Linked DNA regions of Homo sapiens: region 2 is linked to region 1. A link is a loop called in an ENCODE intact Hi-C map of the cell type or tissue named here. Cell type or tissue: dorsolateral prefrontal cortex. All regions are shown on one strand. Each heading gives the region's core, and the rest is flanking DNA. Links, peaks and the distances in the headings are about the cores only. Region 1 holds the start of VASH1-AS1 (VASH1 antisense RNA 1). Region 2 overlaps LRRC74A (leucine rich repeat containing 74A).

Evidence for each region. A loop is a pair of places that touch in the nucleus more often than their neighbours do. Peaks named below come from ENCODE experiments on the same cell type or tissue, not always from the same donor. Only the 100,000 strongest peaks of a DNase experiment are listed, where the experiment ranks them.
Region 2: it touches region 1 in a loop (5-fold over the local background); 1 of 110 quality-filtered maps calls a loop at or near these places.

The regions. Positions count from the first base shown.
Region 1 is chr14:76,780,684-76,788,716 of GRCh38, reverse strand. VASH1 (vasohibin 1) reads right to left here. Exons shown (of 7, transcript NM_014909.5): 7 at 5,702-8,033. ANGEL1 (angel homolog 1) reads left to right here. Exons shown (of 10, transcript NM_015305.4): 10 at 1-2,708. It overlaps VASH1-AS1 (VASH1 antisense RNA 1), which reads left to right and starts at 1,993. Exons shown (of 2, transcript NR_104184.1): 1 at 1,993-2,632; 2 at 5,941-6,984. RefSeq lists an enhancer at 3,846-3,895. In dorsolateral prefrontal cortex, for the core only: CTCF peaks have their summits at 3,518 and 3,726 (motif pointing right); DNase peaks (open chromatin) are centred at 1,956 and 3,736; H3K27ac peaks cover 5,000 bases.
Region 2 is chr14:76,860,145-76,868,177 of GRCh38, reverse strand. It overlaps LRRC74A (leucine rich repeat containing 74A), which reads right to left. Exons shown (of 14, transcript NM_001385106.1): 11 at 7,339-7,485; 12 at 2,103-2,210; 13 at 740-822. Among named protein-coding and RNA genes, the nearest start is that of LRRC74A, 38 kb to the right of the region's middle. In dorsolateral prefrontal cortex, for the core only: no CTCF peak of the experiment used is centred there; DNase peaks (open chromatin) are centred at 3,996 and 4,235; H3K4me3 peaks cover 1,123 bases; H3K27ac peaks cover 1,443 bases.

The DNA of each region.
Region 1 (8,033 bases), core at 999-5,998:
TTTCATGTTGGGGCTGTAGGCCTGGGGCAGGTTCAGAGTCTACCCAAGTACCTATGTATGAGCAGGCAGCAGCAGGGCATGGCCCCATCTCTCCTTTTAGCCTCTGTGTTTCATTAGGCATTCATCCTGCCAACCAGGGCAGGCCCGGCGTCTGGGCTCTGGGAACAAATGGGGCCCACATCCTGGAGTGGCAAATTTTGGGGGATGCGCTACCTGTCCCAGCTGGCCCTGTGCCTCCAACCCAGAGCTCCCCACAGACCTGGTGTAATTTCACAAGGGCCATCCCTTTCCCCAGGCTTCCCTGAGGGAGGCGGAAGTTTGAACCCTTATGTGGGGTTCATTGGGCTAGGGTAGTGGTATGAGGTTTAAAACTATTTAAGGATTAGGAGGAGAAAGAGTCTTCAGGAAACTCTTGTTTCACTGGACTCTGCAGCCTGCAGAACTGGGGCAAGGGTAGGAGTTCCAGTAGGGGAAGGAGCAGGTAGACTCTTCAGCTGCCTCAGCTGGGACTGAAGACCTAAGCTGATTCTCTTTCCTCTCCACTCCTAAGAAGCAATTTTCTGTTCCTCTCCTTCCACCACTTTTTACTTTCTGCTATCTCCCATCTCCCGCTTCCCTTCCATTTCCTTTCTAGAAAACCCTGGTATTTAGCTCAGGCCAAACTGCCTCAGCAGAAAGGTGGCCTTGGACAAAACTGGTCCAAGAATTTGAAGTGGCAGTACTTGCGGATTGGCTCTGTCCAGCAAGGCCTCAGCTGCTTGTTGCGTCTGCTTTCCCTCCCCTAACAGAAGGGTACCCTGGCTTATTCAGGGGACTCCTTAGTCCACACTGTGTCACCTGCATGCCTTAATCTTTCATTGCTGGGGTGTGGCCTTGGGAGATCCTGGGCCAGCCCCTCCACACATCTCCCTAAGTCAGAGTGGCTGCTGGCCCTGGTAGATTTGACTTGCTCTTGCCTCACTCGACCTCCAAAGTGGGACTGAAGACAGTGGTCAAGAGACTTGAGTTCGGGACAGTAAGCCAGGGGTTAAGGTTCTTTCCTTTTTTTGAAAGCCAAAGACCCAGTTTGCATTGTGCTGCTGCATTCATGGTTAGAAGCTTTCCATGCCTAGGTTCTAGGGAATTTATTTTTCTATGTGTATATATTTTCAAACTTTGTTTCCTGGGTACTGGGCATGTGCCTGTCTGAGCCCCAGGTCTGTCTACACCCCACCATTCATTCTGTCTGTCTGTTCCCTGGACACTGCCTAAAAGGGTCTCAAGACAGTGCCCTGTGGGTTCCTAGGACTAGGGCCCATCACTGTTCTCTTCTGCTGGGAAATGCAGCTTTAAAATGGCTAACCACAGCAGAGGGCAGATGCTTGATAGATTATCTTTTCCTTGCTTTCTTGTTTCTGTTTTGAAAGTGAAATGGGGTTTTAAATTGTTATTTAAACTCTTTTTCCAAATAAAGGTTTACCTTTTTTCCCCCCAATGTTGTTCATTTTATTAGGATCCTGAAGGGATTAGGTCCTTGAGAGAGGGCCTGAAGAATGAGGTGGGCAGAGGAAGAGACTAAGGAGCTTTTGATCTTGGGGTGGGGTCTCAAGACATGAATCTAGATTGAGAAATGTGTTGTAAGATCTCCCTCTATTAGCTGAGGTAAATTCCCACTGCTGTGAGGCCTGGGAGGAACAGGGCTTGAGTGAAGCCTCCTGCCTTGACACTGCTGGGGTACAGCTTTCTTCTGTCCTTCCCAAGTGAGAGAATGATTCTTTGGACTGCTTTTCATTCTTCCTCCATCTGCTCCCCCCATGCCTCCTCCTAGTATCTTCTGCACTTCAGGAGGGTCTGTGCAAAGTGGGATAAGATGTGTGTTTTCCTGATTAAAGCTATGGCAGCTGCATGAGACATGATGCGGGTGGCACATGCCTCTTGCTGAGCATCTATTTCTGATCTCTTTTGCATTCTGGAGCCAGGGCTGAGCAGTGGGCCATCTGTCGCTGGAAAAATGTCTCTTCCTTCCTAGGCCTACCTCTGTTGGTGCTTTTGTCTTCCAACCTCCCTATGTAGTAAGACCAGCCAAGCCCACATGCCCACTGGGAGCCCTGAAACCAGATCTGGTTTTCTGTCTTACCTGAACAGGTTCCCAGAACCCACACCAGGCCTCTGAATCAGTCTCTGAGAATCTGATTGATTTAAAGCCACTTGGTTGCTTCCATTGCACTACCTGGGTTGCGATCCCCTCAATTGATTTAGTAAAAAGAAAACTTAGCGGCCGGGTGCGGTGGCTCACACCTGTAATCCCAGCACTTTGGGAGGCTGAGGCGGGTGGATCACCTGAGGTCGAGAGTTCCAGACCAGCCTGACCAACATGAAGAAATCCCGTCTCTACTAAAAATACAAAATTAGCCGGGCGTGATGGCGCATGCCTGTAATCCCAGCTACTTGGAGGCTGAGGCAGGAGAATTGCTTGAACCTGGGAAGCGGAGGTTGTGGTGAGCCGAGATCATGCCATTGCACTCCAGCCTGGACAACAAGAGTGAAACTCCATCTCAAAAAAAAAAAAAGAAAAGAAAAGAAAAGAAAGAAAACTCAGCTAGGAATTAGAAACATCATTTGTCCTCTTGGCCTGTTCAGCTGGTGACTGTAGGTAAGTTACTTAACCTCTCTGTATTTCAGTTCACATTCCTTGGTGAAATAGAAATTAAAGTTAATAATCACTTCTACTTGTGAAGAATTTTCAGATCTGAAATTGCTTTGTTTGGGCTTTGGCAAGAAAAAGGTGCTAAGAATTCCAGAGAATTATTGGTAGGAGTTGGGAGTAGATCGTTACCCCAGCCAGGCTGGACAGTTGGGCCCATTGGCTAGGAAGTATTTGAAAGCCCTAAGCTTTGAGGTATATCCCCAAGAACCTCTTCCTGGCAGGGAGGGTTCCTCCTAGTTGCCTCAGTCAGTTAGCATCTCCACAGCACTTCTGTTAAGTTTGCACAGTACTTCCACGTCAGCTAGCAAAGACAGTGGCACTGTGTGGTGGCAGTTTAGGTGGTGTTCAGATTCTACCTTTACACCTGAGGAAACAGAAATCCCAGAGATAGAATTTGAGAATCTCCTTTGGTTTATTTCTTACCACCCCAAGTTTCTCACAAGCCTTTCCAGGATCAGGCAAGACAGGTTATCTTGGAAGGCAGAGGCTGGTGGTGGGGGCCTGGGGCTGGGGGAGCTCAGAGGCAGCTTTTAACTGGAGACCAAGAAGGGAAATGGCCAGTCAGGAGGCTGCTGCTTTTTTTGTTTTGTTTTTCTCTCCAGTTCCTGCCCTGTTGTAGCTACTAACTAGAGGAATGTTCTGGTTGTTTTGTTTTTCCTTTTTAAAATTGACATGTGATAGTTGTACATATTTTGGGGCTGCATATGGTATTTTGATACATGCGTACAAAGTGTAATGACCAGTCAGGATATTTAAGGACATTTATCACCTCAAGCATTTATCTTTTCCTTGTGCTGGGAACATTCCAATTCTTCTAGCTATTTTGAAATATACAATAAATTGTTAACTATAGTCTCCCTACTGTACTATCAAATACTAGAACTTAGTCCTCACCATATTTTTGTACCATCCACCTGCTCTTCATTCTCCTCCCCTGCTTTTCCCAGCTTCTGGTAACCCCATTCCGCCCTCTATTGGAGGGTTGTGTTTTGATTGGCTGCGAAATGCACAGTGTGGCTTCTCTTCTCCCAGGAGTGGGAGGGGCCACCTCTAGGGTCCACCAGGGGGAGCTGCCCTGCAGCCCTGGGCTCCCATCACTCTGGTCCATCCCCTCTCCTCTCCCTCCTGAGCAAATGTGCTAGACAAGACTGTTCCAGGTATGGGCCAGCCAGATGGCAGCATGGTGGTGAGGGTGCAGATCTGCTGGAAGCAAGAGAATGTGGACTTCATGGGTTGTGGAGGGAACTCTGCACTTCTGTCCCATCCCCAGTCAGCTCCTATGACCCTAAGGCCTGAAGCCTCAGCTCGCTGTGGAGAGAACAGAGCCTACACTTAAAATTCTTGGAGGTTTTGTGCTTCCAACAACCAAGTCCTTTCAGGCTCAGGGTTGGAAAAAGTTTGTATATCTGTGTGCACATTGTCATTTGGACGGGGCTCAGAGAGGTGACCTGCCAGCTGACCTGACGTGGCCTCTCCTCATCTTCTGCCAGGCCTCAACAGCTGGTCCCCTCACCTTGCTGGCAGACACTAAGGGTTACAGGCAGCCTGCTTCTGGGCCATTCTGCTTGGTTCTTGGTATGACTGCTTCCTGTCACTACCTCCACGGTAGTGGTCCAAATGCCAGCTCCTGGTAAATGGGGCAGCAGAGCTTCAACCCCTTCATCGTCAGGCCTCTGAGAAGGGCCACCTGCACCCAAAGGTCTAACCCAGTTAGTCAGGTGCCTAAATTAGGCAGGTGCGTGCTGTGAGCCTGAGGAATGGGACAGCAGGAAATGAGGTAACCCCTTCCACCCCCAAGCAGGTCGGGTTCTGATCCTCCAGGAGTCTGCAATGACATTTCCTTCTGCTTTCTAAGAAAATGGCCAGTGTCCACAAAGAGCCTACCTGACTCATTACGTAGATTCTCACCCCAGCACTTACTTACCCAGCCCCTCATTTGTACAAGAGCAGGCCAGGGGCCCCACTGTGTATGAACCTGTCTTGTTGAAGCCTGAGGCCCTTTACTTGGTATCATATCAGCTGGACTTAAATATGAAAATTACAACACTGCGTCTATGAAAGGGTGTGCAATGCAAGGTATTCATAAATTCTGGTTACTTTGAAGTGCTTTTTTTGGGTAATGCTTTAGCTGGATTTAAAGGAGCCTGTAACAAAACTGCCTCCGTTTACTGGTGTACAGTCCCAGATGTCTATGGATTCCTGCGGGTCACCTCTCCTTTTCCTGCTGCCATGCCTCCTCCTCCCCTGGTCACTACCACACCACTGAAAATGAGGGGGTCTTGGCGGTGCGAAGCTACACTTCTAGCCACGATCTTGTGGGGACTGGCTGGGATGAAAAGTAAGAAATACACTGTTTCCTCTCTCACAGGTCTGGGTTTTACCCTTAAGCTGAATGAAAGGAGAGCTGAGACAAGGGCAGGAAGGGTTATGGGTGAAATATGCTGTGAAATCCAAAAGATATTTTCTGTGCAAGTCTGGTTTCAACTGTTTGGGCTTGTCTGAAAGTGTGGGAAGAGGTCCAGAGCTGGAGGGACAACAGAGAGGAAGAGTGGGGGGTGACGGATGGGACCCGAAGTGTTTTCCACCCCATGGGTTCTGGATGTCAAGTGATGAGAAGGTTGCTACGGTTTCCTGAGCTACACTCATCTCCCAGGAGAACATGCCCCATTTCTCCTTTGCTCCTGATGGACTGCTGTGGACTGAGACTGGAAGAGCAGGGTCCTGGAATACATCCTGGGTGCTAACTTGAGCCTCTGGAGGCCAGGCCCACTGTGTGAAGAGGGGGAAAGCACTGCTCACAGATCAGGGTTAACAAGGCCTGAGGGGCTTCAGCAGGCTGAGGAAGTCTGGAACCCCAGAAGTTTCATCATGACTGCAGGCGCTGGGAGGTTTCCTGTTCCCTGGCTTCAGGCTCACCTCAGGTCAGGCTCTTCCCAGAGCCAATGGGGCTAATGCCGCTGGGCTGGGGGAGGGCTCGGGCCCCAGCTCCAAAGGAAAGGAGACAAGGCTTACGTGTTGTGGTTTCTGCCCAGCCTACACAGCAGGAGCTGGGGAGACTTTATTCGTTTCGGGGAAAGTGACAACAGGAATGAGATGAAGTGTGAAAGTGAAAGGAAGGGGCAATACTGAGATGAGAACAGCCTGAACAAAGTCTAGTACAACACTGCAGCCATCCAGAGCTTGAGGGAGCGGGGAGGTCCATCACCACCAGGCCCTGTGGGCCAAGCACACCCATGTTTCTTCTCTCTTGTCAGATTTGATGAAAAGGAAACTTGGGACTCCGGAGGACCAAGATGGAGCGAGACGGTCAATACTGATGGACTTGCAGCTAGCACCATGGCAGCCCTGCCTGGTCTAAGGAAGCTGGCAGGAGGCGATGGTACCTGGCGGGGGCAGACTGCCCACCTCCCCACTCCTTCAGAGGACTGTTTCCTGCCCTTCACACCATCATCATGTTGGGCCCTGCATGTATGTTCCTGCACTTGGAGCGAGCCCAGGGACACAGGGCAGACACTGGGCTCACAGATGTTGCTGCAGCTGAGCCAGAAAACATTCCAGGCAGGAAAAGCAGGTGCACACATTCACACAGGCCTCTGGTCACTCGACCAGCCAGAATGAGACGGACTCCTTGACCTGGGAAGTCAAGTCCCAGTGGGAAGGGCTGGAAATCACACGTGGTCAACTTCTTGGCTCTCTCTGCTCCCCAAACCCTGGCCCTAGGCTTGCTTTATCATCACATCCCAAGGCCAGAGGGCTGCTGCTGTCCCCATCTTGGCCCTGCTAGAAGAGGGATAGGGGTGGCTGGCATGATGGGTGAGGGGAACATGAGAATATGCAGAGGCCTTGGAGGAAGAGGACTGGCAGTTATGACAGGAAGGCTCTCTATACCTGGCTCCCCAGTGTTCTGCCCCTGGCACTGAGCATGAGGAGCCAGGCTTTGGGGAGACTTTGCAATCACCCCCCCAACCTGGTCCATTTTCCACAGGTAGCTTTCTTGAACTCACCTTGACCCCTCCTCAGCCAGCAGCCCCCACCTCCAGGGGCAAAGGAGCTGAAAGACAGTCCTGAACTGGGGGGAGCTGGGATCACATCAGCCAGGCCCTGTCCCTCACAGGAAGTGAGATGAGGTGATACCATGGATGGTGACTAAGGCCCCAAAGTCCCTGCCTCTCTGCCTCCCCAGAAACCTCACAGCCAGGCCAGCCCCCAGAGCAGAGCCTGTGTAAACATGCCCAGGAGGGGAGGAGGGGTTGCTACATATGAGAAACAGTTAAAAATAAATTTAAAAAGCACCACTATGTCCTGTGCTGGTCTCCACAGCCCCGAAGTCTCAGCTCAGGAAGGGTGAGTGCTGGGGGATTATCAGCTGGGGCTCGGCTCCCTCCCTTGCAGACAGCAAGCAGGTAAGGGCTTCATTTTGCTGTTTTCTCCATGGAGGGCTCTGGGAAAGGATCCTGCAAGTTGGAACCTCCTAAGACTCCAGAACCAGGAGCGGCTCCCTCTCATATCTACTCCCCTCAAACCCTGTCATTCCCGGGAAGCTCCCAGAGGCAGCTGAGGCCACGCCCCTGCTCCTGAGCGGCAGCATCCAGACCCGGAAAGGACCTAGTTTCAGCCTGGCACCTCCCAAGGTGAGCCATCTCTTCTTAGGCATAGTAGGAACATGGAGACCACACTACCCCCACTCCCTGAAAGCTGGGATGGGATGGTGAGTCAAGGGTCACCATGCCCCTATTAGTCTGGCTGGAGTTAGGTTAGGCATCCTCCCAGGGCTCATTGACCCCAGGGGGAACTTGGGGAGGCAAGGGACTGACCAGCTGGCCTCCCAGGGTGCCTCTGGCCAGGCCATGCTGGATCTGGCTCTGGGTCAAGCGCTGCTGGTTTGAAGAGCTGCCAGCCTGTGGCGCCTTCCCTGACAGGCACTCTCATCAGCAAAGGCATCCCTGGTTCTGCCTTCCCTTCCTCTTTGCTTCAAAGGCACCATCCGTCTCCCTGGCAGGCCAAGAGCTACACTGTCTGTACTCCATGCGCCACCCCCGCTGGTGACCCAGCAACTGCAAAGGGCCTCTGGTTTGTCCCGCTCTGGGAGGAGACTCAGTGGCTTTTCCTCCTCCTCAGCTGCAAGGATCCTACCCCAGCCCAGCCCAGCTCTGAGAAACAGGACTTTGCTACAGCCCGCCTCAAAGCATCTTGGTGGACTTCTCCCCAGCACGAGCTCTCTCTACTTCAGGGATTGCAAACTGGCATCCTCTTTTGCCAGTATTGGGTTTTTAAGTTTTTTTTAAGTGATCACCAGCATTTAAAAATCCTATTTCACATAAAAAGTCAGAATTCTGGCCTCTGACAA
Region 2 (8,033 bases), core at 2,022-7,021, 78 kb before region 1:
TTGGCTTCTTTGCTGCACTTCTCTAGAGCTCTGTTTCATCACTTGCTAAGTGGGGTGATGGCAGCATTGCCATGGGGCACCGTGAGGCTGCAGAGCGTGCCTATTGGGCAAGTGGAGAGGACAGGCATGTGGCGGGGACTTATTATGGGTTGCTTACTGGCATCACCGTCATCATGGACCGGTCCTCTCTCTTCAAGGAGTTCAGTCTAAGATACAGCATCCCTCACTTGCCAAGCCATGGCAGAGTAGCGGGACCTGTAGTCCCTAACACACCGTTAGCATTTGGTGCTTGTGTGCCTCCGCCCTCTGTCTAGGTCTCCGTCTTGCCAGACTCGGCTGAAACATTGCCGCCTCCCGCCTGAGCGACACTTCCTCTTTGGGCTGCAAGGGCGCCTGGTACACACCCCTACGGCTCCTCTCACCTCACCAGGGCATAAAGATCTGCTCCCTTGCCTGCCCTCCTCCTGGGCTGTGAGTGTGGGCTCCGGCTCCTCCCGCTGGCATCCCCAGCATCCGGCCCAGCAGCCAGCAGCGCCTGATTGGGCTCAAGTTTCGCTGAACAAGTGAATTGGGGATGAGAAGGGGGGTAGACAGTGGGGCCCAGACTTGGCATGCAGGGAACAGGCAGGTGGGTGAAGCCTCAAGTAATAAAGTGTAGACAGGAAAGCTGGAGGAGCTCACATCAGCCCAGCCAGGGCCCCTTGCAGAGAACGGGGATCGTCGCGGGGCCTGGGCTGACCTGAAGTTCACCATGCCTGTCTTCTCATCGAGCTTCTTTATCACCTCCCTGACCTGGTACTGGTTCAGGGGGACCTTGTTTTGCTGAGGAGGTGGATGGAACATGTGCAGTTAATAGAACTCTGTTCACCCCTCCCTAGGCACACCCCCCCAAACACACTACCCCCCCAACACACACACCCCACCCCCCCAACACACACCCCCACACACACTACCACACACACACACACCCCACCCCCCAACACACACACTCCCCCACACACACTACCACACACCCCACCCCCAACACACACACCCCCCCACACTACCACACACACACCCCATCCCCCCAACACACACCCCCCACACACACACACCCCACCCCCCAACACACCCACACACCCCACACACTACCACATGCACACACACACCCCACCCCCAACACACACCCCCCCACACTACCACACACACACCCCACCCCCCCAACACACACACACACACACACACACACCCCACACACCTACCACCCCCCCCAACACACACACCCCACACAATGCCTCACTCTTGGGACCATGGAGGGCATCTGATTGAGAGCTCAGGGGAAACTGATTCCACAGCATGGAGGGGCTGGAAAAAGCTCCCTGCCCATGGGTCATTGTCCAGACTCCAAAGGGCCTCCCCTTTTTGGGGGCAATAAGGCAGGAGGAGATCAGAGTCAGGTGGAGCGAGTGACCGGGGGAGGGAACAGGACTCTCCTTTGCATCCTGTGAAGTTCATTCTCACTTCCTGCTGCTGAGTCCTGGCCAGCCTCTTCACCCCCGGCCTGGGCACCGGGCACCGACTGCCTTATCCGTCCCTGCCTGGGCCCCGGGAACTTCTCCTCTGGAGTCCTATTCCTGCAGGGCCCAAGTCTCTCCTGGGACGCTCTGATGATAGACCCCTTCAAGTATGCATTACAGGGGGCTTTCAGTACCTTTATTACATGGGGAGCGAGAGGAATGTGAGATTTCAGGAAAATGATTCCTAAGGTGGAAATGTTGGGACTTTGGGATGTGGTCTCCTCTCTCACTCCCTTTGTTATCTGCCCAGTAGTGAAATGCAATGGGGAGAAAAACCTCAAGATAGAACATGTGTCTCTGAGTGGCATCTCGGGTCACTGGTGGCATCAAGCCACAGCACAGGAATGACTTCAGCAGGGGTTGAGGGAGGTCTTAGGTTCCCCTCTGGGTCTAGATAAATGAGGGGAGTGTCCCATAGCCTGTCCCAGGAAGCTCTAGGAAGTGCTCACAAGCTCTTTTGCTCCTTCTCCTCCTCTCCCCTCTCTCTGACACACAAACTCACACTCACACTCACACACAGCCTGTTGCCACTAGGACCCAGCACACCTCTATCATCACTTTCTGGAACTCATCCACAGACATCTTCATTGTCCCAGTGGGGTTCAAGCTCTTGAAGAAGTCCACGATCGTGATTTTGTGTTGGTCTGCATAGCTCTGAGAGAAGCAGGAGAGACCAGGAGCAAACACTTGGTCTTGTAACAACGATCGCAGGTCCCCCTTCCCTCCCACAAAAGAGCGGCCCATGCTTCCAGGCCTAACAAGGCTAAAAAGGGCAGAAGGCCAAGGTGAGGAGCCTGCGTCTCCCGGGTGTTGGGTGTCCCCTAAGACCAAGAGCCGAGTGCAGACCCACCAGGCATGGCAAAGGTGCATGCCGGGATGATTCCTGTGTGCTCGCCATGCTTCTAGGAGCCCCTTGGCACTGCACAGACGCTCCCTCCATTCCAAAGTTGGAAGGACTGAAGTCAAGGCTGTTCAGGCACCGCAGTGCCACGAGGATGGGACAGTGATCATTATCTACAAACGCAATCTGTTAACACTGGTATAGATGGTGTGCTGTGGATGGCGCGCGGATGTTCAGAGATCAAAAGGTTAAATCACAGCTGTATAATGTGACAGTTTGGCTCTACGAATTCCTAGGATTCTCACAGTTTCACCTCAATGCTCATATGGAAACATACTTTGTTAGAATATTTTTAAAAGGATATTTCATTTTTTTCATTTAAAAAATATAGTCATCCCTTGATATGTGCAAGGGATTGGTTCCAGGACCCCCTCAGATACCAAAATCCACCAATATGAAAAGGCAGGCCCTCCATATCCGTGGGTTTCTCATTCCTCAAATACTGTATTTTGGATCCACATTTGCATATGCAGAACCCACAGGTACGAAGGGCTGACTGTATTTATTGAAAAAAATCCAAATACATAAAAGTGGATGAAATGGCACAGTTCAAACCTGTGTTGTTCAAGGATCAAGTGTATTATTACTCACGTTGCAAGGCAATTTTAGATTAGCAGGAGAAAATTTTAAAAATCACCCATAAATCCAATACCACCACACAGAGGTAACATCTTGGTGTGGACCCTTTTATCTTTTTAACTATCTATCTGACATCAATCTGTCTAACTTCTATCTATCTGTATAACATTTATCTATCTAATCTCTCATCTTTCTACTAAACCTATTGTTTTACAGAACCCACTGTTCACATATGAACACCTTTTCAATGTCATTATAATATTCTTTTCCTCTCTTTTTTTTTATTTTGAAACAGAGTCTCGCTCTGTCGCCTAGGCTAGAGTTCAGTGGCTCGATCTCGGCTCACTGCAACCTCTGCCTCCCAGGTTCAAGCAATTCTCCTGCCTCAGCCTCCCGGGTAGCTGGGATTACAGGCATGCGCCATCATGCACAGCCTATTTTTGTATTTTTAGTAGAGATGGGGTTTCACCATGTTGGTCAGGCTGGTCTTGAACTTCTGACCTCAAGTGATCCTTCCACCCCAGCCTCCCAAAGTGCTGGGATTACAGGCATGAGCTACTGCATCCGGCCTTACAATATTACAATATTCTTTTTGGTCCTTTTTAAGTATTTTTTTTTCTCTTCCCCGCACCCGGCCTTACGATATTACAGTATTCTTTTGGGTCCTTTTTAAGTACTTTTTTTCTCTTCTCCCCCGCCACCCCCCTTCCCCCCGCCACCCCCCCCCCCCCTTCCTCTCACTCTCAGAAACTCCCAGACAGCGTCCTACTGTATCGATAGCTATTTCTGGCAACGTCCTTCTCACGAAGCATTTCCTCAGGGTTCAGCCCTGGGGCCCTTGCTCTTTGTTCCCCACACTTCCCTTTCTGGAGTGCACGGCCTCCCACCCTTCCGGAGTGCCTCCCAAAGCTACATTTCCAGTTCTCCATCCTCCACAGCTGCTGGACACCCCACCGGCACTTCAATCAACACATCCAAAGTGCACCTCGTGCTCTGAAGCAGCACACTGCTGCTGAGCGCTATGGCAGATGCCATGGGTGAGCCCTCGGCACCCACTGCTGTTTCTTCACAGCAGGCTTCTCATCCATGCAGAGCCTGGAAAGCTGAAAGCGACATTCCCCAAGTCCCCTTGCAGCTGGGGGTCAGAATGGATGGCCTTTGCCAAGCACCTGCCTGAGATGTAAGTGTGAGGCTTGTGTCTGATTTGAGAGAGGCAGGTGGTGGGCAGCGGCTGTGGTTGCTTCATGACTGAGCGGGGCATTCCGCAATCATGCAGCTTCTTGATTATAGCAGAAGCAGCAACTCTTGGCAACTCAGTTGGGGTGCTTTGAGAGCCATTTCTGGAATCTAACAAGAGTCTGTTTGTTCAGCCCTCCTGACATTTCTTTGATCTCTCTCCTGTAATAAACCCCCGTGTGCTTAGCCTAGTTGGAGTAAATTCTGTGGCCAGCAACTAAGAACCTTGCCCAGCTACTTTGGTAGGTGCTACTACTAAGACCCCACACAGCCCTGCCCTGGAGGAGTTCACAGGTTGCAATGCAAGGGTGAAGCCAAGGGCTTCGGGAACACGAAGGGCGTTCGCTCTTGACCAGGGAATCCAAGAAGGGTTTCCCCAGGAAGTGACATTGTGTAGAGACCTGAGAACGGGTAGGAATGAGCGAGACCCAGAGGGCAAGAAGAAAAGTGTTCCAGGTGGAAGGACCTGCCCTGACCGTACACAGGCCTGCAGTGAAGGGAGAGCTGATGCAAAGAGGATCCGGAAGCAATCCAGTGGGGCTAGAACGTGGAGAGACAGTAAGGGCCAGGTGGCAGGCACTTTCCCCATCTGCACTTCCCTGCCTCTGGCAATCTTTCCTTCAGTCCCTTGGCCTTGAAATCTTGGGTTATCTTTGGGTTTCTTTTATCATCACAGGCCTTCCTATCCCAACACACACACACACACACACACACACACACTCACATGCATGCAATACACACCCCCACATATCCAACCATTCGCCAAGTCCTAGAGATGTTTCCATAATGATAGCTCTTACATCTGCCCTTCAATTCCATTGTTATTCTCAGCCAAGCCATCATTCCACATCTAGAGTGCTACAATAGTGTGCTTGTTTGGTTTCCTACTCTTTTTTCTTACCCTCTTCAATTCACTCCCCATTGCCAGAACTCCTCAATCCTGCTGGATTCGCATCACATCCACTGCCCAGCAGCTCTCACCGGCCCCCTGTTCCCGATGGAATCAAACTCGAACTCAGAGCCTAAAATCTGAGGGCTGCCACTTGCAGCCCAGCCTCCCTTGCCAGCTTTGCCTCTTGGGCTCCTCTATGAACCTGGAGTCATGTGTTAGTGTCCCCTGAACATGCTGTGTGCGGTTCCACCTCAGCACCTTTGCTGGCAGGAGCCTCTCGCCGGAACACCCTCCCACTCTCTGTGGCTCACCTCAATCTTTGACATTCTTCAAGGCCCTTACCCACTCCCATCTCTTCCAAGAAGTCATCCTTTTCTGGTTGCCGAATCCTACGTTGATCTCTTATTTGGATTCTGACTACATTTTCTGCCTCTGTCACTTATTTATTATTTATCACATGACACTTTTTTTTTTTTTGAGACAGAGTCTCGCTCTGTTGCCCAGGCTGGAGTGCAGTGGCATAATCTCAGCTCGCTGCAGCCTCCGCCTCCTGGGTTCAAGCGTCGAGCGATTCTTGTGCCTCAGTTTCCCAAGTAGCTGGGATTATAGGCATCTGCCACCACGCTCGGCTAATTTTTGTATTTTTAGAAGAGATGGGGTTTTGCCATGTTGGCCAGGCTGGTCTCAAACTTCTGACCTCAAGTGATCCACCCGCTTTGGCCTCCCGAATTGCTGGGATTACAGGCATAGCCACCGTGCCTGGCCATATGAAACTTTCTATGTTCTGTGGGTCGTCACTGTAGCCATCCCATCTTTCCAATGAGATTGTTGATCCCCTGAGGGGAAGGGCTATGTTGGACTCTGCATGTTTGGTCTCCAAGATTCTTTTTCTGTGTGTCTTTAAAACAAGAGGTGGGGTCCCCACTTTGCATCAGACAGCTCCATTCCTGTTCACTGGAGCACCCTGCTCCCCTTGCAAAACAGGTTTGCCTTGGTTCCATCTGAAGTCATCTTACCTGTACAAATACTGGACACCGCTTTGTCTTCTAGAATTTTTCACATAACAATTTTCATGTGGGAGCTCTTTTATTTAGTTCTAGAAACTGAGGCACAGAGCAGACCCACTGGGGGCAGGAAGCAGCCCGGGGACACACCCTGCAGAACGTGCATTGGCAGAGCAGCATCCCCACGCCTGCTCCCCAGGTAGTAACCGCTCTGCGGCCAGCAGCAGGCTCCTTGCCCCCACTGCAGGGTGAGAGGCCCGCTGTGGAAACACCAAAGCAGGGTCTGAGCACTGTTCTGCAAGACAATGGGACTAGAGGAGCAATAACATCCCTTTCGGCGCTACTATTCTCTGATTTTGTATTTCCACTGTTACATCTGCCTCCTGTGATTGCCAGAGCTAATCTAAGAAAAGATGAGTTGGGGGCAAGTTATCATTAGAAACAAAGGACTCGAGTGTTTCTCTTTGGCTGAACCCGCCAAATAGCCATCCTGACCACAAGGATGTCTTGACATCCTTACCAGCTGTTGGAAAGAACAGCTTTACCTCTGCCTCCTGTGATTGCCAGAGATAATCTAAGAAAACATGAGTCGGGGGCAAGTTACCATTAGAAACAAAGGACTGAAGTGTCTCTCTTTGGCTGGAGCTGCCAAATAGCCATCCTGACCGCAGGGATGTCTTGATATCCTTACCAGCAGTTGGAAAGAAACTATGTCTATAATAAGCAGGTGCTTGTTCTATACCAGGCATCCTTCTAAGCACTTCATGCATTTGACATAATTTGATTTTCCAAGCAATCCTACTGGGTGGCTACTGTTGTGTCCATTCTGCAGGTGAAGAGACTGTGACCCAGAGAGCTTTAGTAACTTGCCCTTGGTCATACGCTAGCAGGTGGAGGAGTCCGGGTGGGATAATCCATTCTGTCCACCTGCCCCCTTCAGCTAGATCTCAGCCCTTCCCTTCCTCTGGAGATCAGGAAGCACTGCTGAGGGATCTGGTAGCCACGGAGAATATTCATTCCATGTCTGCTGTCCAAGGGACTGAGACATTCCTTATCAGAGAGGGTTGTACAGACACTGTGGGGAGGGAGAAGTCTGGAAACTGATTTGGAGCCATTGGCCAGCTTTCCCCAGGGCTCCCTGGAGGCCCTGAGAGGAAGGCAGGAGCTCACCTGGATCAGTTTCATGGGGTTTGTCAACAAGAAGATGGTTTTCTTGGGAGAGAGGCCTTGTACTGCCTTGAATACCACGTCCAGCTGCGGGTGAACGGCATACACTCCGTCCAACGTTTTCATGAACTGCTCGGACACCAGCACGTTCTGTGACAGGGAGAGAGGGGACCCATGATGATGAGGGCACTGCCATCGTGCCTGCCCAACCAGTGCACCCTACCCCTTCCACCCAAGCCAAAGTCAGGAAGTTTTGTCTCTTCCAGTTTGTTCTCAGTGCTGCTCCTGGACTGGGATAGTTCGGGTATTTTAGAGCTTGTAAATTGACTTGTAAGTTTCCTGGGTAATTTTGATGGGATGTTTTTGTTGAGTGCTGGTGGCTTGTCACCTGCTGCCAGTTCAGCTCCACTCTCAAATGGCATCTGCATCTGACAGATGATTTACAGCTTTGGAGTGGCAAGATAGTCCTTAAACAAAGCCCTGAAATGTCCATGTCTGCGTGAGTGTTGTTTGTCAGAGAAAGTGCCCTGGAAGAGGATCCCTGATTCCAATAAGTGACCAGGGACAAAATGGAAACTTCCCCTTCTGGAAGTGCCCTCAGAGCTGGTTTGTAGGACATGGGAGAAAATGTGTCCTGTGAAATAGTGTTTGATCAAACCTGGGCTCCACCAGTTTGGTCAGCCTGCTTCATTCCTCAG